Linked DNA regions of Homo sapiens: region 1 is linked to region 2. Evidence: read pairs that join two places in POLR2A ChIA-PET (ENCODE). Cell type or tissue: HepG2. All regions are shown on one strand. Each heading gives the region's core, and the rest is flanking DNA. Links, peaks and the distances in the headings are about the cores only.

Region 1 (5,375 bases), core at 85-5,084, 71 kb before region 2:
ATCTTAAGATTTGACGCTGTGCTGTCATTAATAGCAATAAGTTAGGAGCAGGATGTGGCTCTTTTAATTAGGAAAAAACTACATGACCGAAAATAAGTACATCTGTCATGAATCAGGATTGTGTGGAAAAGAATGTGGGTACTGGTCTTGTGTCATTTAGGCTACTTGGGAAAAAAAAAATGAAAAAGATCCTGTTTTGCTCCAAAAAGGGAAAGGAAGCCTGTCCTGCATGAGTGGAAGCTGCAACCCTTTAAAATTAGTAATCACAAGCCCCTCAGACCCAAAATAGAAAAAAGGAAAATACTTATCTCTAGGCATTGATGGAAAAAGACTAGACCCTAGGGTAAACATTTTAATAAAAGGAGAGGTTCGAACATGCTCTCCAGAGCCAGTATTTCACACTTTCTATGATGAACAAAATGTGCCAGTGCCTGAAATTCCAGGAAAAACTAGACATTTGTTTTTGCAGTTAGCCGAGCATGTAGCCCAGTCTCTAAAAGTCACTTCGTGTTTTGTTTGTGGAGCAACTGTAACAGGAGATCAGTGGCCATGGGAAGCCCGAGAATGAGTTCCTACAGACCCAGTTCCTGATGAATTCTCGGCCCAAAAGAACCACCCTGACAATTTCTGGGTTCTAAAAGCCTCAATTATTGGACAATGTTGCATAGCTAGAGAAGGAAAAGAATTCACTCATCCTGTAGGACAGGTTAGTTGTCTTGGACAAAAACTGTATAATGGTACCACAAAAACAGTTACATGGTGGAGTTCCAATTACACGGAAAAAAATCCATTCCGTAAATTTCCAAAATTGCAGACTGTTTAGGCCCACCCAGAATTCCACTGGGACTGGACTGCCCCTACTGGGTTATACTGGATATGTGGACATAGAGCTTATGCTAAGCTATCTGATCAGTAGACAGGTAGCTGTGTAATTGGCACTATTAAACCATCTTTCTTCCTGCTGCCCATAAAAACAACAAACTCTTAGGATTCCCTGTCTATGCTTCCCGTGAAAAACGAAGCATAGCCATAGGTAACTGGAAAGATGATGATGGCCCCCTGAAAGAATTATACAATACTATGGGCCCGCCACTTGGGCATAAGATGGCTCATAGGGATATTGGACCCCCATCTACATGCTCAACTGAATCATACAGTTGCAAGCTGTTTTAGAAATTATTACTAATTAAACTGGTCAAGCCTTGACTGTTCTTGCCCGGCAAGAGACTCAGATGAGGAATGCTATCTACCAAAATAGACTAGCTCTCGACTACTTGCTAGCAGCTGAAGGAGGAGTTTGTGGAAAATTTAACCTTACTAATTGCTGTCTCCACATAGATGATCAAGGGCAAGTAGTTGAAGACATAGTTAAAGATATAACAAAACTGGCACATGTACAGTGCGAGTGTGGCACGGATTTGATCCTGAGGCCATGTTTGGAAATTGGTTCCCAGCAATAGGAGGGCTTAAAACTCTTATAATAGGAGTTATAATAGTAATAGGAATCCGCTTACTACTCCCTTGTTTGCTACCTATACTTCTTCAAATGATAAAAAGCTTCATCACTACCTTAGTTCACCAGAATGCTTCAGCACGAGTATATTATTTGAATCACTATCAATCTATTGCACAGGAAGACATAAGTAGTAAAAATGAAAGTGAGAACTTCCACTAATACCATGAGTGAGAGTCTCAAAGCGGGGAAATGAGAGAAGAGAGAAAGAGACCCCCCCATATTGTTCTATATTGTTTCATACTCAGTACCTGTTTTAAGAAGAAACAAGGAAGCGAAACCAAAGGCAGGCAGCCCGGCGCCATGCACCAGACCCAAAACCAGACCCAAAACCAGGCCTGGGCCTGCCTGACCTTAGCCTGATAGTTAAAATTCAACCCATGACCTAGCAACCGATTATCCATAAATTCCAGACATTGTATGGAAAGACATTGTGAAACTTCTCGTTCTGTTCTGCTTTGCTCTGATTACTGGTGCATGCAGCCCCTGTCACATACCCCCTAGATTGCTCAATCAATCACGGTCCTTTCATGTAAAATCTTTAGTGTTGTGAACCCTTAAAAGCGACAGAAATTGTGCACTCAACAAGCTTGAATTTTAAGATGCTAGTCTGCTGATGCTTCCAGCTGATTAAAAGCTACTTCCTTCACTATCTCGGTGTCTGTGGGGTTTTCTCCACAGCTTGTCCTGCTACACTAGAATAGCATATCCAGTGAAAATATTCTTCAAGCATGAAGGAGAAATAAAGACTCTCCCAGAACAAACAAAGCTGAGGAATTTCATCAACACCGGATCTGTCCTACAAGAAATGCTAAAGGGAGTACTTCAGTCAGAAAGAAAAGCATGTTAATGAGTGATAAAAAATCATCTGGGCCAGACGCGGTGGCTCACGTGTGTAATCCCAGCACTTTGGAAGGCAGAGACATGTGGATCACGAGGTCAGGAGATCGAGACCATCCTGGCTAACACGGTGAAACCCCGTCTCTACTAAAAATACAAAAAAATTAGCCGGATGTGGTGGTGGGTGCCTGTAGTCCCAGCTACTCGGGAGGCTGAGGCAGGAAAATGGCATGAACCCGGGAGGTGGAGCTTGCAGTGAGCTGAGATCGCACCACTGCACTCCAGCCTGGGTGACAGAGCAAGACTCCGTCTCAAAAAAAAAAAAAAAAATCATCTGAAGGTACAAAACTCACTGCTAATAGTAAGCACACAGAAAAACATGGTGTATTGTAACAGTATAACTATGGTGTGTGAACAACTCTTAAGTAGAAAAACTAAAGGATGAACCAATCAAAAATAATAACTACAACAACGCTTCAAGACATAGACAGTACAATAAGATATAAATACAAACAACAAAAAGTTAAAAAGTTGGGGACAAAGTGAAGGTGTAGAGTTTTTACTAATTTTCTTATTGTTTGTTGGTTTGTTGGTTTGTTTATGCAAACAGTGTTAAGTTTATGTTGTCAGCTTAAAATAATGGGTTATAAGATAGTATTTATGGCAGGGCACAGTGGCTTACGCCTGTAACCCCAGCACTTTGGGAGGCCAAGGCAGGCGGATCATGAGGTCAGGAGATCGAGGCCATCCTGGCTAACACGGTGAAACCTCGTCTCTACTAAATATACAAAAAAAAAAAAAAAAAAATAGCCAGGTGTGGTGGCAGGCACCTGTAGTCCCAGCTACCCTGGAGGCTGAGGCAGGAGAATGGCGTCAACCCAGGAGGCAGAGCTTGCAGTGAGCCGAGATCGAGCCACTGCACTCCAGCTTGGGTAACAGAGCGAGATTCCATCTCAAAAAAAAAAAAAAAAAAAGACAATATTTGCAAGCCTCATGGTAACCTCAAATCAAAAAACATACAACAGATACAAAAAAAAAAGCAAAAAATTAAATCATATGACCAAGGAAAATTATCTTCTCTAAAAGGAAAACAGAGGCCAGGTGTGGTGGCTCACATGTGTAATCCCAGCACTCTGGGAGGCTGAGGCGGGTGGATCACCTGAAGTCAGGAGTTTGAGATCAGTATGGCCAACATCATGAAACCAAATCTCTATTAAAAATACATAAATTAGCCAGGTGCAGTGGCACGCGCCTGTAGTCCCAGCTACTCGGGAGGCTGAGGCGAGAATCGCTTGAATCCAGGAGGCAGAGGTTGCAGTGAGCCGAGATTGCACCACGGCACTCCAGCCTGGGCGACAATGAGATTCTGTCTCAAAAATAAATGAATAAATAAATAAATAAATAACATGAAAGAAGGACAGAAAGAAGAGAATACTACAAAACAACCAGAAAACAAGTAACAAAATGTCAGGAGGACGTCCTTATCAAGAACAACATTGAATGTAAATGGACTAAACTCTCGAATAAAAAGATATAGAACGGATGAATGGATGAAAAAGAAGACCCAATGTTTTGTTGCTTACAAGAAACATACTTCACCTACAAATAAGAGTCTGGGTCCTCAGACGCAGGCAGTCCCACTTCATATGGGAGGGCAGGCTTATAATCAGTTCCTCTCTCCCTTCCCCAGGCCCTTCACAGACACCTGCTGGTCCCTCCCACTTGGCCAAGGAAACACTGTGGTTAATGAGTCTCAGAAAAGTGATGTGAAAGTGAGAAGTAAAAGTGACAGAGGCTAAAGGATGGGGGGTGGGAGGCAGTCCCAGCAGAGGACACCCCACGACCACCACCCCCCAAGTAGGGAATGAGGAGCACTAAGGACACAGGATACAACTTTTGTTGACACTACACAAATACTCTGCACAAATCTTCAAAAACATCCTTGTCCCCCTGTGTCACCTGCTGAGAGACCTCGTGTTCTGGTCACCTCCTAAACCGGGAGGTGGGGCATAAACAGGGTGGAGTCACAGGGGAAAGAAAACTAGGAAGCCTGGGTTCACACCCGGCTCCCCAGCAATGTCTCCACCACTGCTGCTGCTACCCTTGCTGCTGCTGCTGCCTCTGCTGAATGTGGAGCCTGCTGGGGCCACACTGATCCGGTATGGTGACCCCATTTGCCACCCCCAAACCTGGGAGGGATTCTCTGCTTTTTGCCCTTTAAGTCTGGGGCTCCTGGTTCAGTGATTCCCAAACCTGGCACCCAGGATCCTTGACTCTTCTTTCTTGGCTTTCCAGATCTCTAAAGTGGGCTCTCACCCCGAGGGCTCTACTCTGACATCTCCTAAGATCAGAGCTCCCTTTTATTTATTTATTTTTTTTGAGACAGAGTTTCACTCTTGTTGCCCAGGCTGGAGTGCAATGGCACGATCTTGGCTCACCACAACCTCCACCTCCTGGGTTCAAGCGATTCTCCTGCCTCAGCCTCCCAAGTAGCTGGGATTACAGGCATGTGCCACACCACCCCGGCTAATTTTGTATTTTTAGTAGAGATGGGGTTTCTCCATGTTGATCAGGCTGGTCTTGAACTCCCGACCTTAGGTGATCTGCCCACCTCAGCCTCCCAAAGTGCTGGGATTACAGGCGTGAGCCACCACGTCTGGCTCAGAGCTCCTTTTTTAAAATAATTTTTTTCTTTTTATTTATTTATTTGTTGAGATTGGGTCTTGCTGTGTCACCCAGGCTGGAGTGCAGTAGTGCGATCATGGCTCACTGCAGCCTCAAACTCGTGGTCTTAAGCCATTCTTCCACCTCAGCCTCCCAAGTAGCTGGGACTACAGGCATGTGTCACCATGCCCAGCTAATTTTTGAAATTTTTTGTAAAGAAGAGGGTATCCCTATGTTTTGCAGGCTGGTCTCCATGTCCTGGGCTCGAGCAATCCTCTCACCTCAGCTTCCCAAAGTGCTGGAATTACAGACGTGAACTACCATGTCCAGCCCAGAGCCCTTTTAAGTCCCAGATCCT
Region 2 (5,375 bases), core at 104-5,103:
AGCCTCGACCTCCCAGGCTCAAGGGATCCTCCTTCCTCAGTCCCCTGAGTAGCTGGGACTACAGGCACATGCCAGCATACCTGGCTAATTAAAATTTTTTTTTTTCTGAAGATGGGGTCTCACTATGTTGCCCAGGCTGGTCTCGAACTCCTGGGCTCAAGCAATCCTCCTGCCTTGGCCTCCCAAGTGCTAGAATTACAGACATGAGCCACTGTGCCCAGACTTGTACATGATTATGTTGGAAGAGCCAAACGAGACAATTGGTTTGATATGGACCAAATAGAAGCCCAGAGAGGGCAGGCATGTCACCAAGGTCACACAGCAGAAACCTCTGCCCTGCCCACCCCACTTACCTGGGCTCGCTGCAGCTTCTCAGCAGCCTCCGCTCGTGCCCTCTCCCCATCACCAGCCCGGCCCTGCACCTCCTGCAGCTGTAACTCCAGGCGGCGCCTCCGCTGCTCACCCTCCTGACGTGCAGTCTGCAGGCTGCTCAGTTCTGCCCGCAGCTCGGACACCTCGGCCTCCAGGGCCAGCCGGGTCTTCTCCCATGCACCTTTGCCCTGGTGTGGGAAGGAGATGAGCAAAGATCTATGAGGCCTTTCCTGGACCAGGCCAGGCACACTCCCATCTCAGGGCCTTTGCACTGGCTGTTCCCTCTGCCTGGAACACACTTCTCCCAGTGAACAAATAGCTCACCCCTCACTCCCAATTTTTTTTTTTTTTTTGAGACAGTGCTTCAGTCTTGTTGCCCAAGCTGGAGTGCAAAGGCACGATCTCTGCTCACTGCAACCTCCGCCTCCCAGGTTCAAGTGATTCTCCTGTCTCAGCCTCCCAAGTAGCTAGGATTACAGGCGCCCACCACCACGCCCGGCTAATTTTTTGTGTTTTTAGTAGAGATGGGATTTTGCCATGTTGGCCAGGCTGGTCTTGAACTCCTGACCTCAGGTGATCCACCCACCTCAGCCTCCCACAGTGCTGGGATTACAGCCATGAGCCACCACGTCTGGCCCATTTTTGTTTGTTTGTTTGTTTTTTGAGACAGAGTCTTGCTCTGTCACCCAGGCTGGAGTGGAATGGTACAATCTTGACTCACTTCAACCTCTGCTTCTTGGGTTCAAGTGATTCTCCTGCCTCAGCCTCTCAAGTAGCTGGGACTATAGGCGTGTGTGCCACCACGCCCAGCTAGTTTTTGTATTTTTAGTAGAGATGGGGTTTCACCATGTTGCCCAGGCTGGTCTCGAACTCCTGGCCTCAAGTGATCTGCCTGCCTCAGCCTCCCAAAGTTACAGGCAAGAGCCACCATGCCCGGCCACTCCCTCAGTTTTTTACCCTGATGTCACCTTCTCGCAGAATACCTCCACAGCCTCTCTACTTAAAAACTCACCCGCCTTAGAATTCTGATCCCTTTTTCCTGTTCATTATGGCCCCATAGCACTTATCACCCCAATATAAACTGAAAGTGTTTATATTGTTTACCCTCTGCCTCTCTCACTAAAAGGAAAGCTCCACAAGGGAAGGCAGTGCTGGTTGTTGGGTTCATGGCTGGTTCCCCAGCAATGCTCCTGGAACATAGTCCACACCCCATTAATGCTTGCTGAATGAAAGATGCACATGAATGCGTGAGGAAAGGGGCCCAGGGAGATGAGCTAGCCTAGAACCAGCCAGCGGTACCTCCTCCAACCCCGCGTCCTGCCCTGCCCTCCCCGTGGCCCCCCTGCCCTGTCCCCCTGCCCCAACCCACCCTCCGGGCCTGCTCCAGCTGCTCCGCCAGCTCCCCCAGGGCCTGGCCGTGGCGCTGCCTCAGCTCCTGCACTGCCGCCTCGTGGATGCGAGTCTCCTCCTCCAGAGTCTTCTTCAGCTCCGTCACCTCCTGTTCCCTCTTGGACCTTTATTGGGGGAAAGGAGAGAGGATGGGAATTTCAGAGCAGAGGAAGGCAGGGGCTTTGGGGGAGCTGGTTGTTTCTCCTTTTCATGTTTCCTTAAAATATGAGGGCCTCATGTTATGCTCCTCAGGAGATCTGGGTGGTGATGCTGTGGAAGGAGTGTGGCTTTAAGGGTGAACTCCTATTCACCTTTCAAAACCCTTTTCCAAAAGGCCCTTCCTCAGGAAAGTCTTCCTGGATCTCCCATAGACTTGGTTTAGGGGTCTTCACTTATCACCCACAGTGCCCCGTGTTACTCCGCTAAAGCACCCCTTGTTCTGGGTTGAGATTGTCTTTGCCTGAATCTGCCTCCCCTGAGACTGGAAGTTCCCAAGGGTAACACCTGGGTCTGACCCATCTCTGTCCCCAGCTTGACCCAGGCCGGACCTAGAGCCGGTGGTTCATGAACAACTGTACAATAAGTAAGCCTCTGTATAGACAGAGACTTTGTACCTAAGTCCTTCCCCCAGCCCTGTATGTGCACAGGCTGTGACAGCGGCCTGCCACCGGGCCTCACCGGAGCTCCTGCTGTGCGTTGGTGGAGTCCAGCGTGTCCTCCAGCTCGCCCCGCAGCGCCTCCAGCTCCTCGCCCAGGTCCCGGCGCTGCTTCTCCGCCTTGGTCCTGGCCACACGCTCAGACTCCAGGTCCTCCTGGGCCTCGGCCAGGGCTGCTTGAGCCTCCCGCAGGGATTTCAGCAGCTGGGCCCGGGCCCCACCCTCGTCTTCTGCCCTGGGGGTGACAAGAACCGTGGAGTTGATACAGGGGCAGGCCAGAGTGAGGCAATGATTTCTGGGGACTGAGAGGCTGGATGTGGGCTTTGGGAGTGGCCAGTCCCAGGTTAGAATCCTCTCTCTGCCACTGGGCACTTGGCTGCAGTACTAATTTAAGTTTTCTGAGACAGGGTCTCGCTCTGCTGCCCATGCTGGAGTGCAGTGGTGCAGTCACGGCTCACTGCAGCCTCAAATTCCTGGGCTCAAGTGATCCTCCTACCACAGCATCCCGTGTAGCTGAGACCACAGGTGCGGTCCACTATGCCTGGCTAATCTTTTTTCCCCAAAGAGACAAGGTCTGCCTATGTTGCCTAGGGCTGGTCTCGAACTCCTGGCCTCAAGTCATCCTCCCACCTCGGCCTTACAAAGTGCTGGGATTGCAGGAGTGAGCCACTTCGCCCAGCCTGACTCATTTCGAACCTCAGTTTTCTTAGCTGTAAAGTGGGAATGACAGCAACAGTAATCGTAGGAGACACTTAGTAAGTTCCTGCCTCATGCCAGTGCTTTACTTGTATCACCTCATTTAATGTTCCTGCCAAATGAGGAAACTGAGGTCTAGCGTGGAGAAAGCACTTGCCGAGGTTACCGGGTCCGTGAGTGGCTGGGTTGGCCCGGAGTCCCTCCTTACAGCTCTCACAGGGATGTGGCTTCCTGTCCCTTCACACAGCGTCATTGCAAAGAGAAGCTGGATCTGGGGGCAGCACCAACTGGGACCTGGGGGTTAATGGTTCAGGAGCCACACAGGCCTGGCTTAGTATCCTCTCCTGGCCCCCTGCTCCAACAAGTGACTTAAGAAGGGCAGGGTCCTGATTTGTGGGAGGACATGACGATGAACACTCCCCTTTACCAGGGTTGCTGGGGAGATGGCGATAAAAATAACTAAAGCACAAAAGGCCACATGTTGTATGAAATATCTAGAATAGGCAAATTCTATTTAGACAGAAAGTGGATCAGAGGCTGCCAGGCTGGGGAGAAGGAGGGATGGGGAGTGGCTGCTTTCTTTTTTTTTTTTTTTTTGAGAGAGAGGGTCTCGTTCTGTCACCTAGACCAGAGTGCAGTGGCACAATCATAGCTCACTGCAGCCTCGACTTCCCAGGTTCAAAGGATCCTCCCACCTCAGTCCTCTAAGTAGCTGAGACTACAGGCACATGCCACCATGCTTGGCTAATTTTTAAAAGTTTTTTGTAGAGACAGGGTCTCATTATATTGCCCAGGCTGGTCTTGAATTCCTGGGCTCAGGCGACCCTCCTGCCTCCTACTCTCAGAGTGCTGGATTATGGCGTGAGTCACTGTGCCTGGCTGTGATTGGTTAATACATACAGGGTTTCCTTTTGGGGGTGATAAAAAAGTTCTGGAGGCCAGCACAGTGGCTCATGCCTGTAATCCCAGCACTTTGGGAGGCCAAGGCAGGTGGATCACCTGAGGTCAGGAGTTTGAGACCAGCCTGGCCAACATAGTGAAACCCCGTCTCTGCTAAAAATACAAAAATTAGCTGGGTGTGGTGGTGGGCACCTGTAGTCCCAGCCACTCGGGAGGCTGAGGCAGGAGAATTGCTTGAACCCAAGAGGCGGAGGATGTAGTGAGGCAAGATCATGCCACTGCACTCCAGCCTGGGCGACAGGGCAAGACTCCAGCTCAATAAAAGAGAAAATGTTCTAGAACTAGATAGAGGTGATGGTTACACAGCATTGTGAATGGGCAAAATCTACTGAATTGTACATTTAAAAAATGGTTACTTTTATGTGAATTTCACCTCAGTAAAAAAGAAAAAAATTAACAAGAGTAATAAAGTAGTAACAGAAACATCCGGCATTTATTGAGGGCTCAGGGTATGCGAAGTGTCTGAGGAGCACTTTCTTCTTTAACCCTCACACTAACCTTAGGAGTACTGTCTACAATTACCCCATTTTATAGATGAAAAAACTGAGGCTAGAGAGGTGATGTGATTTGCATGAGGTCACATGACTAGAAAGGGGAGAAGCCAGGATTCCAACCCAGAAGTCAGACTCAAAGATGTGTGTTCACGGCCGGGTGCAGTGCCTCACGCCTATAATCCTAACCTCAGCGAATGGATCACCTGAGGTTGGGAGTTCCAGACCAGCCTGGGCAACATGGTGAAAGCCCGTCTCTACTAAAAATACGAAAATTAGCTTGTTGGCGGGCACCTGTAATCCCAGCTACTTGGGAGGCTGAAGTACAAGAATTGCTTGAACCTGGGAGGCAGAGGTTGCAGTGAGCCGAAATCACACCATTGCACTCCAGCCTGGGAAACAGGGCAAGACTCCGTTTCAAAACAAAACAAAGACGTGTTCTTAACCACACACACACACACACACACACACACACACCCCCCATGTTCCATCAACTCTAAGATGCACAGTTTTTCACATTTTAACATCTCCGAAATGGAGCTGTACTTGTAATCAAGTGGGTCTTAGATTGCATGAAGCACAGTGCATAAAAAGCATTTGAAACACTAAGCACCACATTTGGCATACAGTAGGAGCTCAATTACTGTGAACGAGTGTAAATATAATTATTATGATTCCTAACATAGGCCACTTGGCAAATCTCAGCTGATTCTGGGCTGTTTGGTGTGGGGAGGCCAAGCAGGGAAGAGGAAGAAATAGCTCTTTTTTTTTTTTTTTTTTTTTTTTTTGAGACATAGTCTTGCTCTGTTGC

Evidence for each region. ChIA-PET counts read pairs that join two places held together with the same protein. Peaks named below come from ENCODE experiments on the same cell type or tissue, not always from the same donor. Only the 100,000 strongest peaks of a DNase experiment are listed, where the experiment ranks them.
Region 1: POLR2A ChIA-PET joins it to region 2 with 6 read pairs; 6 of 35 experiments call an interaction of 5 or more read pairs at or near these places.

What each region holds. Positions count from the first base shown.
Region 1 is chr19:50,343,810-50,349,184 of GRCh38, reverse strand. All of the region lies in intron 2 of LOC105372437 (a long non-coding RNA gene), which reads right to left. It also overlaps the pseudogene NAPSB. Among named protein-coding and RNA genes, the nearest start is that of KCNC3, 17 kb to the right of the region's middle. RefSeq lists enhancers at 1,715-1,864, 4,497-4,546. In HepG2, for the core only: no CTCF peak of the experiment used is centred there; a DNase peak (open chromatin) is centred at 1,984; H3K4me3 peaks cover 1,406 bases.
Region 2 is chr19:50,273,268-50,278,642 of GRCh38, reverse strand. MYH14 (myosin heavy chain 14) reads right to left here. Exons shown (of 43, transcript NM_001145809.2): 28 at 2,440-2,652; 29 at 1,742-1,886; 30 at 354-560. Among named protein-coding and RNA genes, the nearest start is that of KCNC3, 53 kb to the left of the region's middle. In HepG2, for the core only: a CTCF peak has its summit at 1,814 (motif pointing left); a DNase peak (open chromatin) is centred at 2,372; H3K4me3 peaks cover 363 bases.